Linked DNA regions of Homo sapiens: all the other regions are linked to region 1. A link is a contact called in ENCODE Hi-C data. All regions are on one chromosome and are shown on one strand. The core of a region is the stretch at or near the end of the contact, and the rest is flanking DNA. Distances in the headings are between cores, read along the strand shown. Region 1 overlaps CFAP20DC-DT (CFAP20DC divergent transcript). Region 2 overlaps LOC105377114 (a long non-coding RNA gene). Region 3 overlaps PXK (PX domain containing serine/threonine kinase like).

Region 1 (3,726 bases), core at 401-2,900:
GGGTGGAGAGGACAAGAAGAGTCCCTATTCTGGCTTTCCAGAAAGAGCCTGTCTTCATGGAAGCCCATGGCTATACTTTGTGCTGCCCCTTTGTAAGAGGGAGAGACTGAATTTCCTCAATAAAAATCACAGCTGCCTCTTTAAACATCTACTTTGTGTGAGCAGAATTGAACAGATAGTATATGACTTATTAGCTCTTTCTGACAAGAACCATCTGATGTAGGTACAGTTTTCCCCTTTAACACCCTAAGACCCTGAGGCCTAGAGAGTTCAAGTTCTTTGCCCAAGGTCACCCAACGGATGAATAGTGCAGGTGGAATCCAGATCCAGGTCTACTTGCCACCCAAGCTCACTTTTTATGCTATCTCACCTGCCTCTCCAGACACTTCTATGGAAGGTATTTGGTTAGGTTGATTTGACATTGTAAGTATCTAATCACATATTCCCTGGAATTCTCTATTCACTGCCACTTAGAACAATGACTATTATTCTCAAGATACTTGAGGCCCCCTGCTGTACCCTAAAGAGTCCTATAAAACATTAACAAGCAATCAATGAGAAAATTTGCATGTTTCAGTACAAGAAAGGGCTCTGAATCTCTTGTCATCACTCTGCTGTATCTCAGCACTGTCCATGTTTGTTTTTATATTTGTTCGTCTGTTCACCAACCACCTCTCCAACTAGACGGTAAACTCCATGAGGCAGGAACCAAAACTGTGGTGTTCACCTGTCTATACTGGGTGTGCCTAGCAATAAACATTTTCTGAATAAATAAATTCTCTCTGAATGGGTAATCCCCACGTAATGCGCATGGTTTAAGTCTATTTACCAGAATTTTTGAGCAAATAGTTCTATCCTTTTTGACACATTTTCCACAGTTTGTATAATTTATTCATAGAATCCTTCTTAGACTACTAATAAATTCCTATGGGACATAGTCCTTTTATATGCGGAGGAATCCACCACCATGAAATGTTCACAAGAAATGACTTTTAAAATTTTATTTGTGGCCATGCTGATTATGAATTTCTGAATTATGTCTGGGCTGCTCTTTTTCTCGGAATATGCAAAGTGGGATACTGGCATCTCTGTATCTGGAGAGTTACAGCTTCTGAGTTAAAAGATGAATGGGAAGTAGCAGGAGAGGGAGAGATCAGAAATCTCCACTCCCTGAAACACAGACACTTCACATACCCAGGAGGTAAATTCCTGGCATGAATTGTAACAAGTATACACAGGCATTTGTACATTGTTTGCTTATGTGCTAGATGACATGGCAGTCTATGAACAGGGGCCCCACATCTGCAGGCAGGACATTCAGCCCTGTATCTTGCCACTACCATGAAATCTGAGGTTCTTTCATTTTTGTTTTTCTATTCTGATGAGATTGAGGTACACTGACTCACTGGTAAAGAAGACAATTTATTTGTGAACTTGTAGTCACTCCATTTGACGGCCTCCCTCTACTCACTGAGGCACAGCACGTGTGGAACAGGAAAAAGGCCTCTGGAGAGCTTGTGTTCCACTGGTTTCTTTGACTTTTGCCAACCAACTTTGCAAATGTTCTCAAAAGGCATTCATTACCTCTGCAGGTGTGAAATAACTCTGCAGTTCAAGGGTTTGTGAAATCACGTGAAACAGCTGAAAGCTGTTCTGGCAAAGCGACCAGAGTCAGAGTTAGCTGTCACCAAGCCACATCCTGGCTTAAACGATGTTATTTATATCTAACTGCACTCGACTCCTCCCAAAGCCTTCTGTTGAGCACCAAAACCTCACCACAGTTTCACTCTTAGCCTTTCTTTTGTGTGAAGACAAAAAAGGTTGCTTTTATAAATCTCTGTTTGAGCCCAGATGGAGTGCATTTCATGCAGGAAAATGTTGCTTATAGTGAAGTGGATGAAATAATTGCTGGGATTTCTGGGCATGCTCCACAAACCCAGAAGACTGGAGGTGAACGGGCAGGGAGAAGAGATTCCGTTGCTTTCTCATTCCTTTATTTGTGACTCTCCCTGGAAAGAGGAAAATGTAGGCATATGTAGATCAATGTGTCATTACAAAGGCTCAGTGTTCTTAGTCATAAAATGGGAGGAAGAACAGTACCCACTTCCCAGAATTGGTGAGGACCCCTGAACGGGTGCATGCCAGCTTCTCGCACAGCCCTACCAGGTAATGAGCTCCACTGTGTAGCCATCACTACTCAGAGTTAATCCGTGAAAGAGTGTGTGGGAGGAGGATAGGCCTTAGATTCCAAAGGGTGGAAATCAGTGGAAAGAGGCAGGATCTGATCATGCCTAGACCAGATGCTTCCAAGCCAGGCAGGCAATAGATGGTTAAAAGCCAAAATGCCTGCCCCTTTGGTGAAGGTTCTCATTGGTCTAAGGCATCCTGGCCAACTGACACATGATATCATGTAACGTGTTTTCCTGGGGCCCAGAAGCTTCTATGTGCAGCTTCTTTAAAGACCAAAACTGCAAGACTTTGAGTTTTGATATCTCAATATGATTTTGAAAAAATCATGGTAAAATATATATAACATAAAATTTACCATTTCTAAGTGTACAGTTCAGGGGTGTTAAGTATGTTTGCATTGTTGTGTACCCAACCACCTGAACTCTTCATCATGTAAAACTAAAGCTCTGTATCCATTACGTAAGTCCTTATTTCCCCTGGTTGCCAGGGAGCCCCTGACAACCACATCAGTTTGCTTTTTGATGACCTTATTATTTGTTTTATATATTTTTGTGATTTGTGTTTGTGGGAGTTTTTAAACAGGGGTGGGGTGGAGGTAGATCTAGAACTTATGTATTTTAGTGACCTAAATATGAAATCTTTCTAGAGTGGCAAATAGAGATATTTATTTCTCATGTCTGCCCTGGAAATAGAATTAATTTGCCATTTCAGAAATGAACCACACTGCTTTTGTCAGACTTTTCAACCTCATTCCCACATTGGAAGGCTATATGGCTTGCTGGTGAGATAACAGCCATGGTTCGGCTGAATCACTGCATTAATGATTCTAAAATATTCCCATCTAATCCCCTGTAGCTGAAGAGGATAAACACATACTGGCAAGGACTTGACAGTATGGGGACTAGCAATAGGCAGTTTGTCAAATGCAAAAATGGTTTGGAAGGGTCAAGGTTTAGCTAAAAAAAAATTCGGGCAAACTTTTCATTTATCCATGTTTCCTTTAATATTTATATTAAAATTGTTTAGTTACCCTTCAAACACATAAAACTTGTAAGTAAAATGGAGTCTGTAAGACGATCTATATTGTCCACATTTTCACTGACTCCCAGTATACCAATATAAAATATAACATATTTGAAATCTTAAATTATTAATCACCTTTTTACCCATGTTCAGATTAACTGGGTAATCTAAAAATAGGAGGGAGTACCTTATGTGCAATTTTTGGGGAAGTTCAGGAGCATGCTCTTGAAGAATTGCTGATAAAGTGTGTAATTGTCCCATGACCACCATCACATCCCAGGGGAGAGCCTTATGTTTGGTTAATAAAAGAAGGCAGGATCTGGTCTCTTTTTAAAAAGACTCCAGCCTTAATTATGATTCATTTATTTAAAGATAGCCCCTGCCACCTAGTCTTATCTTGGCTCTGAAAATAAACAAATATCACATGCTTCCAACAGGAAAAGGTTTGAATGACCTTTATAAGGCAATTTACCTTTGACTAGATAAGAAGAGATGTGCATTGTACTTTCCAAC
Region 2 (3,726 bases), core at 371-2,870, 1.9 Mb after region 1:
TGATGCTAATTTGGTGGCAACCCATGTGAAATTTCTGATACATTGGAAAGGGGCTGGCAGAAAGTTTCAGTTGGCAGACTCTGTGAAATTAACAACAAAGAATGATGAATGGAAGAACTTAAGTATTTTAAAGAATGCTTTCAAAGAATCCATTTTAATAAACAATCACTGTATTCATCAAAATTCTTATCCTTTTACTGTATTTTGGAAACCTATTTTTAAACCTGAGAGGATTAAATCAATATTTCTATAAAAATATTTTATAACTCAGCTTTGTTAGTATACTTCTCTCAATGGTATAGGAAGTTAGCTCTACACCGTATGAAGGAGTTTATGTACAAGACAAATGAAGCTATGTCTACTCTCTAAAGTGAATAACTTCTTTGATTGACAGTTTTTTCCTAATTAGCACAGCAAACTATAGCTGACCGTACTAGTGTCGGAAGCCCAGCACAATAAATTATCCTTCAATTGTCATTCAAAACAAAGTTCAAGAAAGAACTAAACATCAGGCAGCAGGGAAAAAACACACAGAGTACGCATGGTTTATTAATAATGTACGAGGATGGCCAGCACAGTACTTGAATGAGATGGGGGTGACAAAAGTCAATTAAAATCTTGAGACGGTTTTTTTGAGATATGGAATATTAATTAGAGAAAGCAACTGCAGAATTGCCTGGCAGAACCAGGCACACATTTGAAATCTTGTTTGTAGTTCAAGAAGCCATTTTTTAAAGAGTCCTTGAGAGACTGAAAAGATGCATCTAGAAAAAAAGCAATTAAAATAATTCGGAGCTGGAAGACGTTAGGTCAACTTGGCATGTGTAATGCAAAAGGATACAGTGGTCAGCACGGCGCTGCAGGAAACCTACTAGGACAGCTACTTCCGTGGGACTCTTTAGTGTTTTTATTTATATTTTTTTCTGACAAAGACCACTTTAAAAACACAAATGGGAGAAAGGCAGTTACAAGTGTGTAGTGTTGTGAACTATTATGAATCGCCTATTTCAAGCATAAGTGAAAGAAAAGCCATTTCTGCTCTGGTTAAACAAATCATATTTGTCTACAATAGGATTAGAGATGCAACAGACTGGAGAGTTTGGCTCTGTTTCTGGGACAGGGGAGATATCCATCTACCCTGAAAAAAAAAAATAACTAACATCTTTTGAGAGCCTTGTGTACCAGACACTATATAGTATGCTTTCTAATGGTTTATTTCCTACAGAAAGTATGCTACATGAAGGCAGGGAAATTTGCTGGTTTTGAACTATCATATCCTCCATGGCTGGCACATAGTAGGCACTCAACAAATATTTTACCAATGAAGGGTGCTTCTCTAATGGTTGGATTTGTTATGCCTGTTTTCCTCTTATAATGAAATATGATAAAAATTGGGGTTTACTTCCTCTTAGTGTTCATGCTCTTGTGCCCTTGAGGGCAAACTAGACCTAGTGGCCCACTTCTAATGAATAAAATATATGAAAATGATGGAATGTCACCACTGAGATTAGGTTAAAAAATGACTGGGAGTTCTGCCTGGCTGTCTGTTGCTCTCCCACTTGCTCTTTCTGATGGAAGCCAGCTGCCCTATGAAGAGGCTCATGTGCCAGGAAACTGAAAGAGGCCTCTGGCCAACAGCCAGTGAGGAACTGAGAGTCTCAGTCTGACGGCCCATGAGGAACTGGACCCTGACAACAACCATGCGAGAGAGGTCAGAAGACTCTCCAGCCCCAGTTGAACCTTGAGATTACTACAGCCCTGGCCATGTAATCTTGTGAGAGATCCTAAGCCAGAATTACCCATCCAATCTGTTCCTAGATTTCAGACACACAGAAACTATGAGATAATAAATATTTGTTGTTTTAAACTGCTAAACTTGAGGGTAATTTGTCATACAGCCAGAGATAACTAATATATACATCTACGTAAAAGTGTTTATTTTTAAGTTGTTGGGGTATTCTTTTTTCAAATGGCATTGTAATTTTCTACTTTCTGCTCTTACAGCATGTACTAGTGTTTTTCAAAAAATAACCCTGGTTTGGCAGTGTGGTAACAGCTGCTTCTTCCATGTCTAATGGATGGCAGTAACGTTTCAACTGAAAATTTATTTTCTCATTCTAAAGTGTTACCTTAGCATATTGACAGTAGGAGCCTTACACAGTTCCAGGAAAATCATAATTAAGTCAAAGTTCTAAAAAATACTTTAAAATCCATTAGATTTATTCAACACAGCATTCTACATGTCATAATGACACTAAGTGCTAAAATTAATCTCTAGACACCTTCCTATTGAAGTTAAATGGGCTCTCTTTATCTAGTTCCTTCTACAGCTCATGACATCTATATGTTGGGTTTTTATAATATATAGTAGCCAGACAAATAGCCATACAAATGAGTCCTGTGAATTCACACTAATTCATCATTTTGATCAAAACACAGTTAACCACTGGTTATCTGGCCCCCAAATTCCAGTGATATCTATACATTATACCTTATTTTTGCACTACCAATGTATAAACTCTTAAATTCTGTAAGATACATCTAATGCTATCGTGCAGCCAAAATAACTTATTCTTTGAAAGTTGAAGGGTCTTATGAGTTACCATTATGTATAGCAAGTATTATTCTAATCAATTAATGTGGACTTCTTATCATGTAGCTTTATCCTGGCCCTTTTTCTTGTCTTCCCCTAGACTGTAGGTCTTCTGTTCTACCACTGAAGAGGACCTGACATACAATGAATACTCAGATATATATATCTAATAAACTAATACATAAATTCTATGCTTGTTTTTTCATTCAAAGATACTTTAGCATGGTCCTAGCCCTCAAAGATGGATAAAGGAGAGGAAGAAATACACACATAATCATAATGGAAGACAGTAATAGTAATCATAATTACTTAAGAAAGTATGTCAAATGATACTGGGTATTTATTTTTAAATATGCAGATCCCTGGGCCCCAGCCTTCAACTGAACGTTTAATGTAACATTAAATGCTTACATTTAACTTGGCTTAAGAACCATGGACTAGATCAGAGGTTGGCAAACTTTTTCTATAAATGTCTAGGTAGAAAATGTTTTGGGCTTTGCAGACCAACATAATCTCTGCTGCAACTAAACTCTGCCATTGTAATGCAAAAGCTGCTGTAGTTAATACATAAATAAATGGATATGACCGTGTTCCAATAAAACTTTACAAATGGACATTGACATTTTAAGTTTTTAATTTCTTATAATTTTCACACATCATGAAATACTATTCTTCTTCTGATTTTTTCTCAACTATATAAAACTATAATAACCATTCTTGGCTTTTGAGGGGCACAAAACCAGACAGCTGGCCAGATTTGGCCTGCAGGCCATAGTTGGGCAGTCTTTGGCATAAATGAAAGAGCATGGACTCTGGAATCTTCTTGACCTGAGTTTGTATTCCAGCTCTGCTCTTTATTAGCTGGTGACTTGAGCAAGCTACTTACCCTATGAGAGCCTGTTTCTTTTTTACCCAAGACAAAGAGAGATTTCAGTTATACCTACTTCATCCATGAGGTGGCAAGACACTTGAAGACCAAAAAAAAAAAAAAAAAAAAAAAAGAGGGTGTGGGTACAGGCTAAAAAGCCTGTGTGCTAAAACAATAATCATGCTATTTGAACTACCATAGTAAACATGTTTTCTTTTTACATGCCAATCAGGGAACTAATTTGGACATGGATTTAATTAAATGC
Region 3 (3,726 bases), core at 570-3,069, 1.1 Mb before region 1:
CCAGGCTGGTCTTGAACTCTGACCTCAAGTCATCCACCTACCTCTGCCTTCCAAAGTGCTGGGATTACAGGTGTGAGCTGCCGTGCCCAGCTGACTAGTGAACTTTGAATGAAAGAGGTAAGAGTTGGCAGCCATCCCTAAGCTGATCTGTTGTCAGGGCCTACAGAGTGGTGGACCTGATTGATGGCTCCACTAAGCATTGGTTGAAAGAGGACAAGCTAGTGGTCTCCTTCTGAACCACAGAACCAGACAATGATTTGTGTGACCGTTTTCTCAGTTCTTCCATTCTGGCTGCATAGGGATGGAGTTAATTCACTACATACGACAGAGGCCTTAGGGCAGTGCTGTCCAATGGAAGTATAATGCTAGCCACATATGTAACTTTACATTTTCTAGTAGCCATGTTAAAAAAGTAAAAAGAAACAGGTGAAATTAATTTAAATAATATATTTAACCCAATATATCCAAAATATTATAATTTCAACATGGAATCATTATAAAAATTATTACTATGTTAGGTGCAGTGACTAATGCCTGTAATCTCAGCACTTTGGCAGGTTGAGGAGGGAGGATTGCTTGAGGCCAGGAGATCGAGACCAGCCTAAGCAATATAGCAAGATCTAGTCTCTACAAAACTTAAAAAAAAAAAAAAGTCAGGTGTGGTGGCATACCTGTAGTCTCAGCTACTCAGGAGGTTGAGTAGAAGAATCCCTTGAGCCCAGGCAGTGGAGGCTGCAGTGAGCTATGATTGCACCACTGCACTCCAGCCTAGGTAACAGAGTGAGACCCTGTCTGTACTTTTTTTTAATTAATATGTTTTGCATTCCTCTTGTCATAAAAGTATTTGAAATCTGGTGTGTATTTTACAATTACAGCATATCTCAATTGGGACTAGCCACATATCAGATGCTCAGTAGCCACATATTGCTTGTGGCTACTAGGCAGCAGAGATACAGACATTAAAAATATTTGCCAGGCATGGTAGCTCATGCCTGTAGCCCCAGTTACTAGGGAGGCTGAGGTGGGAGGATCACTTGAGCCCAGGAGTTCAAGGCTGCAGTGAGCTATGGTTGTACCACTGCACTCCAGCCTGGGCGACAGAGCCAGACCCCATCTCCAAAAGAAATTAAAAATAAAATCCCAAATGTGTTGTTATGGAGAGAGATCCATGTTATATTAAGTGAGAGAAAAAGCAAGTCATAACACACTATGTTTAGTATGCTTTCATTCTCATAAATATCTTTTTTTTTTTTTTTTGAGACGGAGTCTCACTCTGTCGCCCAGGCTGGAGTGCAGTGATGTGATCTTGGCTCACTGCAACCTCTGCCTCCCCGGTTCAAGCGATTCTCCTGCCTCAGCCTCCTGAGTAGCTGGGATTACAGGCTCCTGCCACCACGCCTGGCTAATTTTTGTATTTTTAGTAGAGACGGGGTTTCACCATGTTGGCCAGGCTGGTCTTGAACTGCTGACCTCAAATGATCTACCCTCCTCGGCTTCCCAAAGAGCTGGGATTACAGGCATGAGCCACAGCACCTGGCCACATTTTCATAAATATCTGTGTTTATACCTGCAAATAAACAGTCTGTAACTGCACACTATCCAGTATTTTAGCCACTAGGCTAATAAAATTAAGCTAAAAATTCAGTCCCTTCGTCACCCTATCCACATTCCAAGAGCTCAGTAGTCCCTTGTGCATAGTGGCTACCATATTGGATATCAAGCCTTAGGTCACTGCTCTCTTCAAACTGCTGAACTGGTTGAGAAAGACTGAGCTTAACGGATAGAACCTGCTAGCCCTGCAGCCATTGGGGTTTTGTGACTACTGAGTCCCAGAGCCTCTGTGGTTTTTAAGAGTAACACACAGGAAGGAAGCTCACTGAGGTGCAACCGTTATTAGTACCTTGGGGAGTTTAACAGGAGCACAGTGTAGAAGCAAAACAGCTTTGTGGAGGACCCTGTTCCGTTTTTGTACAACTGAAATTAACTACTATTCAAATTGCTGAGGATCACATAAACCTGATGTCCACTTTAGGCATGTTCTTATAAAAATGTTCCTTTCGACTGCTTCTTAACTGCCTAATGTACATTATGGGGCTTGCTTAACATTTTGGAGAAAAAATAGTTTCTTACTTGTACATAACTTCTAGGTGGTGCTCACATTACATTCAGCTCCAGCAGTTTGTGTCCATGTAGTAGGAGGTAGGCTGCAAAGTATAGGGGTATTAAAACCAGGTGGTTGTGGTATTCTGAGAGCTCTATTGCTATAGTAACTCATATTCTCCAGGCCCGGGTTCTTGTCCTTACTCTGCCCTTCACCCTGTCAGCTTCCCCCTGACTTGATAGACTGGTTCTGCCTGTCCAGCTGCACTCTGTTCATCAAAATGAGTCCTTGGAGCATGTGAAAGTATTGTGTCCAAGGGCATAGAAGGTAGGAACCGCTGTGCCCCTGGGTCAGACTGGCCTGGGGTGGAGTCTATTCTCATCACATACTAGTGGTGCGCCCTTGTTTAAGGCATCTACCCTCTCTGAGCTTCAGGGTTTTTGTTGTATAAGAGATGTAGTGACGCCTCCCTTCAGACATTGTTGGGAGATGGAGTAAACTGAGGGCTAGAAGGCAGAGAGTAAGTGCCCCATAAGCAGAGCAGTTATACCTCCCTCTCTGAAGATATGTGTCTGCATGGCATGTGTACTGTGGTCACTTCCACAGTTGGTTATGAAATTGGAGCTAGTGTCTCAGGATGACACAGCAACCTTCTCAGAGTAGGAAGGATAGATTTATATGTACGTTATCCTAAGTGATGGTGACCATTATTAAAACCAGTAGGGACTTCTAGCTTGACTTCAGCCTATAGTTTCAAGCTTCTCTCCCACTAAATGCTTTAGCAGCCCTGTTACAAGTAGAAGAGCTCCTTTACTTTACTTTCATCTTCTGTTTTCCCAGTCTCCCCAGCACAGAAAGTACTGATGAGTAGTAAAATGACCAAAAGCTCCCTTGTCAAAGGAAAAAAGGTGCATTTATCATTGATAACATACCAGGCTCTTACCCAAGCTCAGATGATCTCAATCTTTATTACTCAGGATTCCTTATTTAATTTATTTTATTTTTCCAAGAAAGGGTCTCACTCTATCGCCCAGGCTGGAGTGCAGTGGTGCAATCACGGCTCACGGCAGCCTCCATCTCCCTGGGCTTAAATGATCCTTCTTGGGCTTCAGTGATCCACCCGCCTCAGCCCCCCAAATAGCTGAGACTACAGGTGTGCGCCACCACAGCTAGCTATTTGTGTGTGTGTGTGTGTGTGTGTGTGTGTGTGTGTGTGTATTTTTTGTAGAGACAGGGTTTCACCATGTTGCCCAGGCTGGTCTTGAACTCCTGGGCTCATGCAATCCACCTGCCTCATCCTCCCAAAGTGCTGAGATTACAGGTGTGAGCCACCGTGCCTGGCCAGGATTTCTTATTTTAAAGTATCATGTTTTAAATTACATGTGTAGCAAACTGAGAAACTTTTCCAAAAATTGTTTTTCCTGATTGTAAAAATAATTTATGCTCATTGAGGATAACCTGAAAAACGTAGGAAAAAAAAAATAGCCAAAAGTGGGCATAGAATCTAGGACAACAGAGGCTGGAGTCATGGTACTCCTTCTTAGAAATCAGAGACTGATACAATTGTTTCTCATATTTAAAGAGAATGGCTGCTTTTTGTTTTTTCTGGGTGCTCTTCACAGTGC

The links. Hi-C counts contacts between places; a loop is a spot of excess contacts on that map. Pooled maps may share reads with other maps.
Region 2: a loop to region 1 is called in a pooled map, with 14 times the contacts of the local background. The contact joins two enhancer-like sites. A Hi-C loop is called at or near these places in 8 of 37 single-sample maps with no recorded cell type and 4 of 50 pooled maps.
Region 3: a pooled map shows a loop between it and region 1 (10-fold over the local background). The contact joins two enhancer-like sites. A Hi-C loop is called at or near these places in 2 of 37 single-sample maps with no recorded cell type and 3 of 50 pooled maps.

What each region holds. Positions count from the first base shown.
Region 1 is chr3:59,449,866-59,453,591 of GRCh38, forward strand. All of the region lies in intron 5 of CFAP20DC-DT (CFAP20DC divergent transcript), which reads left to right. Among named protein-coding and RNA genes, the nearest start is that of CFAP20DC-DT, 360 kb to the left of the region's middle. Within about 2 kb of position 1,651, at least 8 of the 41 ENCODE cell types and tissues checked have a DNase peak (open chromatin) inside an H3K27ac peak, as active enhancers do.
Region 2 is chr3:61,356,976-61,360,701 of GRCh38, forward strand. All of the region lies in intron 3 of LOC105377114 (a long non-coding RNA gene), which reads right to left. Among named protein-coding and RNA genes, the nearest start is that of FHIT, 110 kb to the left of the region's middle. Within about 2 kb of position 1,621, at least 2 of the 41 ENCODE cell types and tissues checked have a DNase peak (open chromatin) inside an H3K27ac peak, as active enhancers do.
Region 3 is chr3:58,348,117-58,351,842 of GRCh38, forward strand. All of the region lies in intron 1 of PXK (PX domain containing serine/threonine kinase like), which reads left to right. Among named protein-coding and RNA genes, the nearest start is that of PXK, 17 kb to the left of the region's middle. RefSeq lists an enhancer at 1,390-1,669. Within about 2 kb of position 1,820, at least 9 of the 41 ENCODE cell types and tissues checked have a DNase peak (open chromatin) inside an H3K27ac peak, as active enhancers do.